2 separate regions of the Mus musculus genome follow, and region 2 is linked to region 1. A link is a loop called in an ENCODE intact Hi-C map of the cell type or tissue named here. Cell type or tissue: heart. All regions are shown on one strand. Each heading gives the region's core, and the rest is flanking DNA. Links, peaks and the distances in the headings are about the cores only.

Evidence for each region. Peaks named below come from ENCODE experiments on the same cell type or tissue, not always from the same donor. Only the 100,000 strongest peaks of a DNase experiment are listed, where the experiment ranks them.
Region 2: it touches region 1 in a loop (5-fold over the local background); 2 of 42 quality-filtered maps call a loop at or near these places.

Annotation. Positions count from the first base shown.
Region 1 is chr10:57,179,654-57,188,503 of GRCm38, forward strand. No RefSeq gene overlaps it. Among named protein-coding and RNA genes, the nearest start is that of Gm24285, 10 kb to the left of the region's middle. In heart, for the core only: a CTCF peak has its summit at 4,121 (motif pointing left); no DNase peak of the experiment used is centred there.
Region 2 is chr10:57,113,274-57,122,123 of GRCm38, forward strand. It overlaps Gm40652 (a long non-coding RNA gene), which reads left to right and starts at 3,949. Exons shown (of 4, transcript XR_871657.2): 1 at 3,949-4,137. In heart, for the core only: no CTCF peak of the experiment used is centred there; a DNase peak (open chromatin) is centred at 1,698; H3K27ac peaks cover 803 bases.

The DNA of each region.
Region 1 (8,850 bases), core at 196-8,195:
AAATTAGATCAAGAAGTGAAGCCTACCAAACTCATTTACTTACAATCAACCACTGGATAAATTAAACTGTTCAGTCAAAATTTACCATCTCATAAATCATAGTAAAATAGAAAAACCAAGGGGAATTGTAATTTAGGCTTTGGATGACTGAATCAAGGGGTTCAGGTCACCTGAGCTATTGATTAAAGTCTTAGCATAAAATATGGACGTTGTACAGTGGGCAAGGCCAATCTTAATAACAACCAGAAAGGATGGTAGAGCAGGAGGGACAGCTGCAACATAAGATGATTTGACGAGATCCACCATGTTTGGATGAGGAAGGGCTATGATTCTCAATAGCCAGGGGCTCCAGATCAGACACCTTACACAGATAAAAGTGACTAAGAAGACAGAAGTTCAACACTTAGAATTTAGAGATAAGTCTTAAGCAATGAGGAACGAGATTCAGAGAAGACATAGAAAACCAAACTATCAATTCCATCTTATTTTAAGATTTAATGGACTGATTCCACACAGAAGGACCCTTCAGTCCAATGACTGAGAAGATGGGAGCCAACAAGAACATGGTATCTAGCTTGCTGTTCATTGTAAAGGCAGGGCTTTGTGTATAAATGTTGACTTTAAATAGCATTAAGACAAGGCATGCCTAGTTCCTTATGAAGTAGTATACATAACAACGCCTAAATGATTTAATCTAAAGTATCTATTACAGAAGAAAGAAATAATGTAGTAATTTTGTCTTTCTCACATTCCACTGATTTCATTTTCATAACGAATGCTTCTTCACTAACATCAATAAATAAAATATCAAATGGAGAAGTAACATTTAAAGTCTAATATGGTACAGGTAATAAGAAAGGCTATAATTAAAAAAGAATCCACTTTTCTTTTAGAAAATCCTTCCACATTAATTTTTGTTAAATGAATAAAAATGATTTTCACACACATGCTCAAGACACTGAAGCAACTAAGACCTATGCTTTCCTAGTCCTCTACATCAAAGCCAAATGCAAAGAAAGCTGGGTGTAGACTATATTTGAACATGACACACAGATTTAGGATTATAAATTTATAATACGGACACTCATAATGGTTTGGTTAAGCAAGCATCCGTGACAAAAAGCAAAATTTTCTATCCTTTTCTGTCCTCAAAAGATACTGTTACAATCTAAAGTGTTAACCTTCTCTAACCCTGAGAACATGGCTATAATAAAAGAAAATGATACATTCTCAGCTCTAGATAGTATTTCACAATACAAGTAAAAAATCATAAATGAAGCAGTAACCTCTTGGAAGAACTCTTAGGCCACAAGTGTGGTTTCTTTTTCAAAATATGTAATTGTACATTATAAAACAAAATTATCTGTCTCAGAGTTGGAATAAATGTTGAAGCATTTTTAATTTACTCACCTACAAAATAACAGAAATACTATCAGTCAAATTATGGGATGTGAAAACAAAACCTTAGCAGAGAGTAGGTGCATGTTTCCCCAGAGCCTTGATTAGTTTTATTCTTTAAAAGCTTTCATTCATGTGTTGAAGACAGGCTCCTAATCCAATGGATCACAATGCTGGTCATTAAAGATGTTCACAACACTGGTCACTGCAGGAGGTCACACAGGCTCAGATCTTCACCAGAAAATTCCTTTACTGAGTGTTGATTCTCAAAGGTGTTAGCCAGTAAGCACTACAACATAATACATAATGTGTCTATTAGGTATTGGAAGAAAAATTCAGAGAGCTTATCCAAATCCAAATAACATTATGGGGATGGATTTGTTTTTGAAAAAAGTCTTGTTTATTCCCCAACAATCCTAGAGCATAGCAAAGTAATGTTTTGTTCACTTTAACTGGAAGTCTCTGCTCTGTTTTCACCAGTCCTGTATCGTCTAGCAACATCATCTGAGGCATACGTCTCTGTTAGTTATTAAAACTGAAACCTGCAAAGCAGTTGTAGAACTTTCAACATTCATCAATCTTTAAATTTAATAAACTTTCTAGGCTCCTTCTCCATGGCTAGAATAACAATTCATGATTGAAATGCAATAAATGAGGTGTGAATAGCAACACTGTGTCTGGTGAATAGCAAAGACCAACACAGAAGAGATCGGGAGAATGTGCAGGGGAGTTTCTGAGAAGCCCAATCCTACTGATCAGAATTAATACTTTCCACCTACCCACAAAGTCATCCCTGCCGACATGGCCCACACATTTACAGCATGGAATCTTGATGGATATGAATCTCAATCTCTTGCTGTGTGATTCTATCTACCCTGTGGCTATGTGGTATGAGGAAGGCTAACTGTTCTGCTTGGTCCTCACAAATCACACTGCAAATATTATTACCAGTCTTTCTATGGTAACACACACACTGGAATTCAAAATGACTCTCACCCACATTCTTATTTCTTCACATGTAGCACTCAGACTAGCAAGAAATGGTTCTAGAAATGAAACAAGCAATTATCCAACACACAGAAATAACCACGTTGGTGTCATTTCTACTTTAAACTGTAACAGTTGGAAGGAATTGTCTGCTAAGCTTCTGATTAAATCCGGATCATCTTTCTACCTTAACCCTCTCTGAAAGGTCCTCACAGACATACCCGCAAGCATGCTCATTGTCAATCTAGTCAAATTACCTATAAAGATCACCTATCAAAGTCTTGTTTCAAATTCCATCAGGACTGACACTGCTGAGAGTCTGTTTAGTCCTTGCATTTGAATATAAAGCTAAATCTTACAGGTAAAACATATACTATCACCTATCTGTGTATACTTTAAAATATATAGGTATTCATTCATACATTGGACATGGTATAATAACCAGATTGAGTTATTACGGTACCCAAGGACCAGTAAATCTATGACTACATGTAGGATTTTAGATTTCAAGTGCATTAAAAGCTTGGTCTCCAGCCATCAACACTATCAGGAGACAGAAATGACCTTAGGACACTGATTCTTTCGGAAGAAAGTTACATTATCATTACTAGAGATGTGCTTTAATGGGAATGCCATATACTGACTCTCTTCTCTCTTCTTTGCTTCCAGGATGTCATGATGTAAGCATATTTATTGTCCCAAATGTTGCCCACCATGATTTATTGCTTTTAGACAGACTCCAAAGCAACAGAGCCAGATAAACCAGTCCTCTTTTTAAGATATTTCTCTCAGGTGTTTTCTCACAGATGTGAGAACTGATTAGCTCATGAAAGATGATATGATTTTACCACTTTAAACATGTGGAAACTTTGTATGATGACTAACTTGTTGAATGTTCTTTGAATAAGTGGTAGAGCCACAAATGAGATCTAGGAAGCCAAATTTAAGGGCCACAAGCACAAGAGTTTAATAAGTACCTAACTCTGAGTGGATTAGCCCTATATTCTACACAAGTCAAGAAACAGGTCATTATAGATAGTTAGATAGGTAGATAGATAGATAGATAGATAGATAGATAGATAGTGATGTATATTTAAAATAGATTATTATTCTCTCTTAACCCTTTCTGAAAACCCCTCGTAGACATACCTAGATGTATGCCACAATTGATGAGTTCATTCTAAATCCAGTCAAATAGCAGTGATTATCACCTATCACAGCCTTGATTCAAATTCCATCATAAGTCATGATGTTGTTAGTTTACTTATCTTCCCATTAGAATATAAAAATTAAATGTCACAGGCAAAAGACATACTATCCCACACCTTTGTATTATCTATAAAATTACAGTTATTCATTCATACATAGGACATTGTATCATAACCAGATTGAACTTTTGCATGGTTAAAATTAAGTAAATACACACATGTATTTCAGTGTGTCAAACTTTTTAGTAGGTGCTTACCTGTAGCATCTTGTGAATCACCTATATGTTCATAATTCATGGTCACTATTAATATTTAAAACAAGTGATTTCAACTAACTTTAATGTTAGATGACATAAAATACCATGAAGACAATATGGAGTACTTTGGTGGAGTTGCTGGAAAAATAGCAGAAAAGAAGAAGTTGAGGGGGAAATGGGAAGGGCTGTGTTCTTACAAATGTGTATTCCAAAACAAATTTCTACTTGGAAGTAGCCACATGCTTTGTTTCAGATGGCAACAGCACCCCCTGGTGAAGAGCAAGCATAGTTTACAACTTTCTCCAGAACAATATAGATGATATGCTCCATGGGCAAAGAGGTATAATTAGGAGTAGATAGCTCAGTGTGTTCCACGCAGCACTGATTATAGGTAGCATCTCTATACTGTACATTGAAAAAGGCCATAAGGAAGGATCTTGGATGTCTTGACCATAAATATATAGGTGACAAAGCTATATGATCATTTTCAAATAAGATTAATATAAATTTAAGGATAAAGGTAAATATTAAAAGCAGCCTTATCAGTTTGTTGCTTGAACTAGCATTTGCTCACACTGATCTTACTTCATTTTAGAAACTAATTCTAGAACCCTGGAGGCCTACTGTCACCCAGAGCAAATGGTTGAGATCCACAAGCACCAAGCCCATATGTGCTGGATCCTCATTAAAGCCCAGCAGCCATAAAGTTTGCTCTTTCCCCTTTGTGCTATATTTTCCAGTCCATACCTCTAACCACATCCCAGAGGCTTGTAGCAATCAGGAACCACCAGGTGAGAACCCTATATCCCAATTCCCTGCCAGCTGGACCCTCTGGACAAACTCAGCAGTGGCAAACTCTGCCCTGTTCCTTCTGCACTCTATTTCCTGGGCCATGGCTCCACCTGCATCACTGGAGGCTTGCTGCTGCCCAAGGATAACAGATAAGGTCCTCAAGCACCTTCTGGTCCTTCTGGCCTCTGCCTACTGGGTCATCTGGCAAGGCCAGAAGTCTTGAGGTCTGCTCTGTCACCTCTGTGCTCCATCTTCTGGTCCACACCTGAACCTGCAATCCAGGGTGCTTGAAACCATCTGGGGCCACCAACACTACCTGCATCCCTGTGGGCCCTCCCCTATCCCAAACAATCTGCAGTCTGAAACCATCAGGTACCACCAACTCTGTCCACATACCTGAAAGTCTGCTGACACCAGAACAGTCAACTCAACTTGAAATCCCAGAGGCCTGCTATCACTAGGGACTGTTAGCTCTACTTGCAGCCCCAGAGACTTGCTCCTATCAAGGACTGCCAGGCCTGACAACATTAGAAATAGATGGCTCCAGGACAACATAAGAACACAATCAACAAAAGTCAGGGCAATGTGGCATTCTTAGACCCCAACTATTTTACGACAGTAAGCCCTTGATATCCTAAAAGATCTGAATTGTGAGAAAATAACCTTAAATCTAATATATAAAGTTGATAGAGGCCTTTACAGTGGAAATGAATGAATCTCTTAAATAAATACAGGAAAATACAATCAAACAGGTTAGAGAATAAATAAAACTGTCTAACACTTGAAAAATGAAAATAGAAGCAATAGAGGAAACACAAACTGAGGCATTCTGAAGGTGGAAAGCCTATGAAAGAGAACAGGAAACACAGATAGAAGCATCACCAGCAAAATACAAGAGATGAAAGAGAGAATCTTGGGCATAGGAAATATGATAGAAGAAATTGATATATCAGTCAAAGAAAATGCTAAAGCTAAAACAATTCTAACACAAAACATCCAGGAAAGTTAGGACACTATGAGAAAACCAACCCTAAGAATAATAGTAATAGAAGAAGAAAAAGACTTCCTACTCAAAGGCCCAAGAAGTATCTTCAACAAAACCGAAGAAAATTTTCCTAACCTAAAGAAAGATGCCTATAAACATACAAGGTTTCAGAACATCAAATAGAAAATCCTCCTACCACATAATAATCAAAACAATAAATGAACAAAACAAAACAAAAAAAGAATATTAAAAACTTTCAAGGGACAAAAGCCAAGTAACATATAAGGGCAGGCCCATTAGAATTATACCAGACTTCTCAACAGAGACTTTAAACACCAGAAAGACCTGGGCACATGTCTCACAGTTTCTAAGAAATCAGATATGCTCGCCCAGTCTACTATACTCAGCAAAACTTTGAATTACCATAGACAGAGAAAACAATAAATTACACGACAAAACCAAAAATAAAAAATTTCTTCTCATTAATCCAGACCTATACATTATATGAGAAGGAAAACTCCAATACAAGAAAGGTAACTACACTCAAGAAAACACAAGAAATAAACAATTCCACAGCAGCAAACCCAAAAGAATAGAAACATACACACTGTACCACTACCAACATCAAAATAACAGAAATTAAATAAAAGGCACAAGCTAACAGAGTGAATGCATAAACAGGACCCATCATTCTGCTGCAAATAAGAAACATACCCTGGCAACAAAGATAGACATTACCTCAGAGTACAGGGTAGGAAAAGGTTTTCCAAGGAAACAGACCCAAGACAAGCTGGAGTAGCCATTCTAATATCTCACAAAATAGATTGTCAAACAAAAGTAATCATAAGAGATGGGGAAAGACACTTCATACACATCAAAGAAAAATCCAAGAGGACATCTCAATTCTGAACATCTATGTTCCAAATGCAAGAGAACCCACATCCATAAAAGAGGGTACACATTACTAAAGCTAAACACACACTGAACCCCAAACATAAATAGTGTGGGACCTCAACACCCAATCTCACCAATAAACAGGTCATTGAGACAGAAACTACACAGACAAATAAATAAATTAACTCACATTATGAATCAAATGGACCTAACATACATCTACAGAACATTCCACTCAAATACAAAAGATCAAGTACGCTTCATCCCAGGGATGCAGAGATGGTTCAATATATGAAAATCCGTCAACACAATCCACCATATAAACAAACTGAAAGAATAAAACCACATGATCATCTCATTAGATGATGTAAAAGCCTTTGTGAAATCCAACACCCCTTCATGGTAAAAGCCTTGGAGCGATCAATGATACCATACATATACTTAAATACAATACAAACAATATACAGCAAGCCAATAGCCAGCATTAAATTAGTGGAGAGAAACTTAAAGCAATTCCATTAAAATCAAAGACAAGAGATGTCTGTGCACACTCTCCCTGTCTATTTAATCCAGTACTTGAAGTCCTACCTAGAGCAATAAAAAATTAAAGAGGATAAAGGGGATACTAATTGGAAAGAAAGAAGTCAAAGTATCGCTATTTGCATATAATATAATAGTATACATAACTGACCCCAAAAATTTCTACCAGGGAACTATTACAGCTGATAAACATCTTCAACATTCCAGCTAGATACAAAATTAACTCAAAGAAATAATTAGCCTTCCTTTATACAATGATAAATGAGATGAGTAATTATACATATTATATATCTTGGTGTAATCCTAAACAAGTGAACGAAGTTCTATATGACAAGAACTTCAAGTCCCTGAAGAAAGAAATTGAAGAAGATATTAGAAGATGGAAAGATCGCATATGCTCATAGATTGGTAGGATTAACATAATAAAAATGGACATCTTACTAAAAGCAACCTACAGATTCAATGCAATTCCCATCAAAATTTCAACACAATCCTTTACAGACATTGCAAAAACAATTCTCAACTTCATATGGAAAAACAAAAATCTCAGGATAGATAACACAATCCTGTACAATAACAGAACTTCTGGAGGTATCACCATCCCTGACTTCAAGCTGTACTATCGAGCAATAGTAATAAAACTACATGTATTGGTATAGAAACAGATAGGTTGGTCAGCAAAATCAAATTGAAGATCCAGAAATAAATCCACATTTCTATGGACACTTGATTTTGACAAAGAAGACAAAACTATTCAATGGAAAAAGGAAAGCATCTTCAACAAATGTTGCTGTTCTAACTGGATGTCTGCATGTTGAAGAAAACAGATCCATATTTATCACCCTACACAAAACTCAAGTCCTTGTAGATTAAAGACTTCAATGTAAAACCAGATTCATTAAACCTAATAGAAGAGAAAGTGGCAAATAGCCTTGACATTTTTTTTTTTTTTTTTTTTCTTTTTGCAGATTTTATTTGGATGAGATCAGAAATTGGGGATTCCTCTTCCATGACATTTTTTAAGAGAACATCCACAGCTAAAGCACTAAGATCAACAATTAATAAATGAGACCTCGTGAAACTCGAAAGTTTCTTTAAGGCAAAGGACACTATCAATAGGACAAAAAAATAGCCTATAGAATTAAAAAAAAATCTTCAAGTCTACATCTGTCAGAGGGTGTGGTGGTTTGAATATCCTTGGCCCAGGGAGTGGCACTATTAGGAAGGATGCCCTTGTTGGAAGAAGTATGCCACTATGGGGTGAGATTGGTTACCCTCTTCCTAGCTGTCCCTGAGACAGTCTTCTCTTATTTTCCTTCAGAACAAGATGTACAACTCTTAGCTCCTCCATCATGGTGCCTTCATGGATGCTGCCATGCTTCCTGCCTTGATGAGAATAGCCTAAACCTGTAAGGTAGCCCCAATTAAATGTTGTCCTTTACAAGAGTTGCCTTGGTCATAGTACCTCTTCACAGTTGTAGAAAACCTAACTATGACAGAGGGCTAATATTTAAAATATATAGAATTCAACAATTTAGACATAGCAACCCAAATAACCCAATTTAAAAATGGGGTACTGAGCTAAACAGAGAATTCTCAACAGGAATCTCTAATGGCCAAGATATTTTTTTTTAAATGTTCAACAACCTTAATTATCAGGGACACGTATGATTCTGCAATTCTACTTTACACCCATCAGAATGGCTAGGATCAAAAACTCAAGCTAAAGCACATGCTGGCAAGGAGATAGAGCATGAGGATCACTTCTCCATTGCTGGTTGGAGTACAG
Region 2 (8,850 bases), core at 562-8,561, 66 kb before region 1:
TTTTGGGCAATTGCATGGCCATGAGCTACTATCTTATGCATTTCATTCCATACTGGGACACTGGAAATATCTCTCTCACCCTACTCAAATGAAAATGTGCTGGCCATGTACTACTTGAACTTAACATAGCCTCAATTCCCCCACTGTGGAGGACAAGAAAAGATTGGAACCAGTTTCCTGGTGACCGGAATCAGGGTGATCCGGTTTCAGACACCAAAGATTTGATATGGGCTACAGCCTCATGACCAAACAATTAATACTGCTGTCAGCATACCCTCTATTTACCCTCTAAAAAGGCTTGATGAATGTGTCACATTATGCCTGACTTGTAAATGTGCATGAGACAAATTCTATGCAGGCTGATGGTCTATCTTTAGAGCTAGCTGGAAGTCTTGGCTCTTCTCCTGCAGCTGTGTGAAATGCTTCAGTGTCTCTGACAATTCCCATGAACTCTACTTAACACAGACACCTCAAGATATATTCTTGGACTCTAGATTGAAAATATCTCTCAAGTCAAGCATCTGTACCCCCAATTTATTTTCTTCCATTTTTAATTTCAGGATTCATTATTACAAGAGACAGTATTTATTGATCACCATCTTAAACATTTAAAGTGATTAAATGATTCAATCACAACACAATAGGTACTTGTATGATTCCCATTCTAATGGTAAGGAAACTGAGTCACGAGGAGAGTAACCTGCTGACTGGTACCTGGTGAAGGCAAGGTTTCAGAGCAGCAATATGAACTCCTGAAGTCTTGCTACTAGAGCTAATAATAACTACAGAGCCCTTACACAGTATATTCTGCTAAAATAAACATGAAGAGGAAGTCATATTAGCTAATATAATTCTATAACTACACTTTCCTGTTTCAGAATCAGAGTAAAGACATCTAAGCTTGTTGCATTTCTATGGTATAAAATAATTTGTCTTACATTTCAAAATTACATTTTTTTAACTCGACTTAGAACAATCTCATATTAAGTCTAGTTCACTGGTTTATATCAGTATTATGGTGATTTTTTAACCTTTCCCACAGTATTCTTGCTTTCTTCTATATCAGAAATCAACATAGCCTCTTAGTGAAACAAAAAAATCAAAACTAGGATCTTAGAATGCTACCACTTAGATGAAAGTGTCTTAAAGCTCATGACTATGGCCTCACATGCCTTATGAGCTCTTCAGTCCAAGAATTCAATGATGTGAAATGTGAAATAGGAAATGTCTTAGAAAGTAGTATGATCCAACCCTTTATTTTATTAATTTTAAGTGAACCTCTTCATGAGGCCTGAACCTCTTCATGGTTAAAAATTTATTAATTATAATAGTTGCAAGGATATTGCCCACAGAGTAGTAATCATAATGCCTAAAGCATACTAAATTCCACTTTGCCCACAGACATTTTAATGCTAAAAACAGCATCAATGCCTGCAGTACCAGAAAACAAGTTACTAATTGATAATCAAAAGAATCCAACTAATGTGTTTGCTGAGTGTGAACAGGAAAAGCTGTCACCTTCAGAAGTTTCAAAATAGTTTTCTTTCTTTAGAAAGTGTGTATCTTCTCAGGACAAGCGTCAAGGTTCTCACATGTCTCTGTGCATGTCATTGGTCACAGCTGAGTCAGAGCAGAAATGACTTTGAAACTATTGCAAATGACATTTTCTGTATTTGGCAACTGTGGCAATCTGGATGTCCTCGTCACATGAAAAGGCTGACAGAACAGTCATTTTAGAATTTGCCCAGCAAAGCTATAGAACGTAGGTGAGGTGACACCCCGGAAGATAAAATTCAGGGTCTGGGAACAGGGCTGTGCCTGTTATCGCTCACACAGACCATTCCTCCTGTCATCGAGATGTCAGCATTCTGTCTTTTGCTGTAAGGTGGTATGTTTTGGAGATACAAGTAAGAGAATATAATTTCCATCCACTTCAGGAAGCGATAAAGCGTGAACACCTAACCATGACATGCCAGTATTAAGCCAAACACAGACCAGATAAATTACATATAGTATTTTATCACTCACCTCTCAACATGCTAACAATATTTAACACATTTAACATCATCTTATCTCCATGAACTATTAAATTATTACTTAATTAATGCCAGAAATCAATGAATTTCTGCCATTAATTAATGCCAGAAAACTTGTTTAAAAGTAGAGTCTCTAAAACAAAGATGAACATAAGCCTCTGATAGCTAGAAAAAATATACAAGCACCATCAAATACAAAAAAAAATAATAATACTTCTCTTGGCAATACCTTGGGGACCAAAGTCCCTACTTGTCTATTCTTTACAGACGAGGAAGGTGAGACAGGAAAAGTGATGTCACATGTATTTTCTAAGAGTACTTAATTTAAAAACCCTAAAAATTTAAACATGTTGATTTTTTCTTTTCTCTGTCAAGATGAAAAATGTATAAGATCTCACCTGTTTTTACCCAAAGAGTTTTGATTGCATGAGATAAGTATTTATTAATAAAACTCTGTGGTTGTCCCAGAAGGAGCCACATGAAAGGATCCAAGGCATTGCTTCTCGACAGTAGGTCACAATCCCATTGGAGGTAAAATGACCCTTTCACAGGGGTCACATACTAGATATACTGCATATCAGATATTTACAATTCAAAACAGTAGCAGAATTACAGTTATGAAGTAGCAATGCAAATGATTTTATGGTTGGGGGTCACCACTGCATGAGGAGGCTGTATTAAAGGGTTGCAGCTCTGGAAGACTGAGACCCCATTGTTCTAAGGCAAGAAAGATTTTCAACTAACAAAAGTGATCCTACCTGTTCTAAAGAAATACTTCCTGTCAGAAAATGACTAACAAACCTGTATGTCTCTTCTTCTATATATGTTCCAACTAGAAATACTCCCAACAAAAACATAGGCGTTAACAATGCTTAGTAGGAAAATAAATTATTTTGACATTGGAAGTGTTGGACCTCCGACATTTGCATGCTGTTCGCCGTGCAATATGGTGCTTAGCCCACTTCTGCTCACTTTTCAAAGGTACTTAAGTGAGCGAGAGGACCCTCAGCAGCGAAGAGCACTTGCTAAGTATCTCAGTTTGTTTTACAGAACCTATGCTCAGTGGCTTACAACCACCTGTAACTCGAGCTGCAAGGTATCCTCTGGCCTCTGTGGGTACCTGTCCTCATGTGCACATAACACAGAAATAAAAGAATAAATAAATAGGATCCATCCCATAATCAGCTTCCAAACGCTGACACCATTGCATACACTAGCAAGACTTTGCTGAAAGGACCCAAAAAGAGCTGTCTCTTGTGAGACTATGCCAGAGCCTAGCAAACACAGAAGTGGATGCTCACAGTCAGCTATTGGATGGACCACAGGGCTCCCAATGGAGGAGCTAGAGAAAGTACCCAAGGAGCTAAAGGGATCTGCAATCCTATAGGTAGAACAACGATATGAACTAACCAGTACCCCCCTGGAGCTCGTGTCCCTAGCTGCATGTGAATCAGAAGGTGGCCTAGTCGGCCATCAGTGGAAAGAGAGGCCCATTAGTCGTGCAAACTTTATATGCCTCAGTACAGGGGAACTACAGGACCAAAACGTGGGAATGGGTGGGTGGGGGAGTGAGTGGGGGAGCATGTGGGGGACTTTTGGGATAGCATTGGAAATGTAAATGAAATAAATAACCAATTTAAAAAAAGAAAAAGAAAAGAAAAATAAGTTATGTAACATTTCTTAATATGTAACTGTCTTAGCTATTTTGGTTGTCAACTAGACTACATTGGAAATTAACTAAAACCCCCAAATGGCTGAGCATACCTGTGAGGGAATTTTTTGCTTACTTAAATCATTTGAAATGGGAAGAAATATCTTTAGTCTGGATCTTTTGGAAGGGAAGAGCCATCACTAATCTGAATCACAGCTGCTGTCGGAAGCCTATATACAGACATGAAAGAAGGAAGCAGTTGCTCTTGCCTGCTTGCTCTCACTTCACTGGCAAGTCTGTTACTTCACTAGAATTAGAGCTTGCTTCTTCAGGATTCCAGGGTATTTTGATGAGCAGCTGAGATGACTGGTGTCACGGACTGTACAACTACTGGATGTTTGGACTTCATGTTCATAGGCAGTCATTTTTGGATTAGCTGGACCACAGTCTGTAAGTAATTCTAATAAATCTCCATATATATATATATATTTTTTTTTACAAGCTTTATTACTCTAGAGAACCATGACTAATATAATAACAAAGGCCATCAAAATCATGTTGAGGTCTTGAACTAAAATTTTTATTAAGGACTAACAACACCAACCACACATTTAAATAGCACATAAGTAACTATTGCATAAAATTTTGTTAAAGCATTTTAAGTAGCAAAATTGGAATAGAAAAAGATTAAATTTTAAATAGCACAAATGGATCAGGTGAAATAGTTCGGTGACTTACAAGTGTTTACCCTCAATCCTTTTGACCTGAGTTTGATACTTAGGACCCAAAAATAGAAGAGGAGACTCATCTTCTGAAAACTGCCCTCTGACTCGCACATATACTATGGCATATGTAGGCCACACACATACACATACATATATGAACACAAAAATAAAATTTAAACATACAAGTATGGTAAATAATTACAATAGATAAAACATATCTTATCCCTCAAATACAGACATAAGTAAATATTTTCTATCTTTTATTCATCTGTCTATATACCCATCAAATGTTTAGTGTTTATGCTCTATGAATCTGTTATTTTGTTTGGTTTTTTTCTTTTAGTAATAGACCAATGAATTTAAAATTCTCTCTAGGAGGCATGTTGGCACATTTTTTTAATACTTGCAAAAGGTGTTTATATATATATATATATATATATATATATATATATATATATATATATATATATATACTGCCACCTACTTCAGACTGGGCAGTGAACACTCAAATGAGATTTTGACACATGAGAGTCTATGTTAGATGATAAAGACCTATTGTAAATGATGTTGTCTCTAGAATATGTACCTTGGGAAGAAAAAGAGAAGGAGGAGAAAGGGAAGGAGAATGAGGGGGACATGAGAAAGAAGAAGAAGGAAGGATGGTGAATAATAAAGGACAGGAAGAGATGAGAAAATTTTTCTAATTTTGTGTGTGAAAGTTTTTTGAACCACCTTTCTTGAAAACACTTATTCTCATTCTTGCCTCTCTCTGTAATAGAGAAATACTTCTCTATTACATCTAGATTTCCCACAGGTTGATCATCATCACAGTGTTTTTGTATAATGAGCAATAAAAATGTAATTATACTAGGTAATTGGTAAATGTGTAAAAAACAAATCCATGGCACAAATTAAATACGAGACTTTAACTTTCTCTGTTATCTATATAAAGCCAAACACACCAAGGAAAAAAACTTTTTAAAAGATAGTGTCACATACTTTGTTGGGTACAACAATCAAACCATCAAAAATGTGAGCTCTTAGCAGTTACAGAAAAACATTACTTGCAAAACTAATTTCACAGCAGTAATATAAATTGTTGTAACATTGCATTATCTTTCCAAGATAGCTTTAAAGGAATACTATCTTTGATCACAGAGGAAATCTGATATAGACATAATTGACTTTTTTTCAATTTTTTCAAATAGATACTTTCTTTTTAAATTTTTAAAAAATATTTTTATTAGGTATTTTCCTCATTTACATTTCCAATGCTATTCCAAAAGTCCCCCATACCCTCCCCACCACTCCCCTACCAACCCACTCCCACTTTTTGGCCCTGGCATTCCCCTGTACTGGGACATATAAAGTTTGCAAGTCCAATGGCCTCTCTTTCCAGGGATGGCCTACTAGGCCATATTTTGATACATATGCAGCTAGAGACACGAGCTCCAGGGGGGTACTGGTTAGTTCATAATGTTGTTCCACCTATAGGGTTGCAGTTCCCTTTAGCTCATTGAGTACTTTCTCTAGCTCCTCCATTGGGGGCCCTGTGGTCCATCCAATAGCTGACTGTGAGCATCCACTTCTGTGTTTGCTAGGCCCCGGCATAGTCTCACAAGAGAGAGCTATATCTGGGTCCTTTCAGCAAAATCTTGCTAGTGTGTGCAATGGTGTCAGCGTTTGGAAGTTGATTATGGGATGGATCCCTGGATATGGCAGTCTCTAGATGGTCCATCCTTTCTTCACAGCTCCAAATTTTGTCTCTGTAACTCCTTCCATGGGTGTTTTGTTCCCAATTCTGAGAAGGGGCAAAGTGTCCACACTTTGGTCTTTGTTCTTCTTGAGTTTCATGCGTTTAGCAAATTGTATCTTATATCTTGGGTATCCTAAGTTTCTAGGCTAATATCCACTTATCAGTGAGTGCATATTGTGTGAGTTCCTTTGTGATTGGGTTACCTCACTCAGGATGATGCCCTCTAGGTCCACCCATTTGCCTAGGAATTTCATAAATTCGTTCTTTTTAATAGCTGAGTAGCACTCCATTGTGTAAATGTACCACATTTTCTGTATCCATTCCTCTGTTGAGGGGCATCTGGGTTCTTTCCAGCTTCTGACTATTATAAATAAGGCTGCTATGAACATAGTGGAGCATGTGTCCTTCTTACCGGTTGGGACATCTTCTGGATATATGCCCAAGAGAAGTATTGCGGGATCCTCTGGTAGTACTATGTCCAATTTTCTGAGGAACTGCCAGACTGATTTCCAGAGTGGTTGTACAAGCTTGCAATCCCACCAGCAATGGAGGAGTGTTCCTCTTCCTCCACATCCTCACCAGCATCTGCTGTCACCTGAATTTTTGATCTTTTCTTAAAGATAATACTAGTATATGTGTGACAATGGGTTCCATGTTGACAGTTTCATACAATGATTATTGGATCATAGGTCATGCCTTTTGCCATCTCTTCTCCATTATTCCTCCCCTCATCGTCTCCCACTTCTCACAAAGCCCCTGCAAGATATCTTTGTCAAATATCAATCACTCTTATTTTTATTCAAAGCCTTGTGCTCTGAACTGAGCCTGAACCCCTAGGTAGATGAGAATGACTTTGAATTCCTAGTTTTGCTTCTATCTCTAAAATGTTGGAATAGCAGGCGTGCACTGCCATGGCCAATACTAAATTAGTAACTCAGCCCTGGCATTTACTAAATTGGTGATGTTAGGAGCTGTATCTGTTACTTTCATTGTTTTGATGAAATATCTGACAGGATCTAAGTTTTAAAGGATTTCTTTTGGCTCATGGTTTGAGATAGGATTCACCATGATTAGTAAGGCATGGTAGGTCCTGGCAGTGGGACCATGTGGGAGGTGGTTACATTGTTTCTAATTTCAGGAAGCTGATGATTATCAGGCATTGTCCATTTTCCTTTCATATACAGTTTGTGTACCCAGTGAAACTATATTAGGGCTAAGCACAGGAATTCTGGAGGCAGGGTGCTTGAATTCCTACCTTGGCATATCTGTACATGAATTTTGAATATAATTTTTTCTATTAGTGTTTGATCTTCCTGTAAATAAGGAGGGAATTACTGACACTATTGCTCTGCAAACACAGGAAGAAAATAAATACTAATATTTTACTGTGTGATTTACTCTAGTCTGTTCTATCAGTTTAAAAATGGGACAGTATTTATAGCAGTTTAAGAAGATTTTCATATAAAATGAATCAAAATAGTAATGGGATGTGGGGAAGGACATTGATATTTTATACCTGCTGCATCTTTTACATTCAGGCAAAAGCTACAGCAAGGGTAAATCTCAGCTCCCTCCTTAGAAACGTAATTACAACTGTGTTTAATCTTGCATTTCTATGTAAGAAAATAGGCTCAGAGATAACCTCCTTTATTTATCCAACCATCCCAGTACTAGTTATTGAAATTAAGACAAAAACACTAGTCCAAGGATCAGTGCCTATGTTCAAAATTTCATTTCAATAAAACCAAAACTTTTCTACTCTAGATCAGTGAGCAATCATTGTCTATAAATAACTACTAAATACAAATCTTCAATGTTATGAATTTACAGTTATTAAATAATGGCTAATAAATGTTCAAAAGATATCTACATATGAAAAACATAGGAAAGATAAAAGAATATCCCCTCTAATACAAGTCACTTAACAAACATGCTATGATTCCATGGCACTGTCTCAGGGCATCCATATTTGGAATATTAGGCCACTAAGTATTTCCTACAAGAGTATGAAGTGTTCTGTGGAAGTTTAGAATTACCATTGCTATCCACAAAATTTCTTTGTATTATTTTTCTAATAAAATTTAATTACCCAAATACAGCAGGTTCCCTAGAGCCCCCAGTTCTGGAGATTTTGTTGTTAGTTGCCATGTTTATCATCTTTAAGTTTAACAGCTGTGGAATTATGTAGTCACAATGCAAGATGCCAAAGTAATTTTAAGGAGACATTTGATAAACATGATTTATTGGCATCTTTATGTTGACTCTCCAAGCTGTGGGTAGATATAAGCTCTTGAAAGTTGCTTCGATTGGGCTGAATATCTAAGCTGTGATTCAAGTGGTTTCTTCCTATAATTCCCACTGAGAGACTAGTTTCCTGGCCCCTGTGCACTCCTGGCAGAAAATGACAGATACCAAAGGGAGTAATTTGGCTCAAAGACTTAGACATTTTATCCATATTTATTACTTTACATCCCATATCCAAACCTTCATTGACACTGTGCAATGAACCACATATTCTTAGTTTTACAGATCTTAGAAGGAAAGAAGCCAGGAATCTGATATTGGCACTCTCAGCACCACAGCCTTACTAAGGCATGGAATCACTGAGTCTTTTGGCTTCTTCCTCTGGCATTGGTGTTCAAAGGTATCTATCTTGTAAATATGAAGCAAATAAAATTAGGC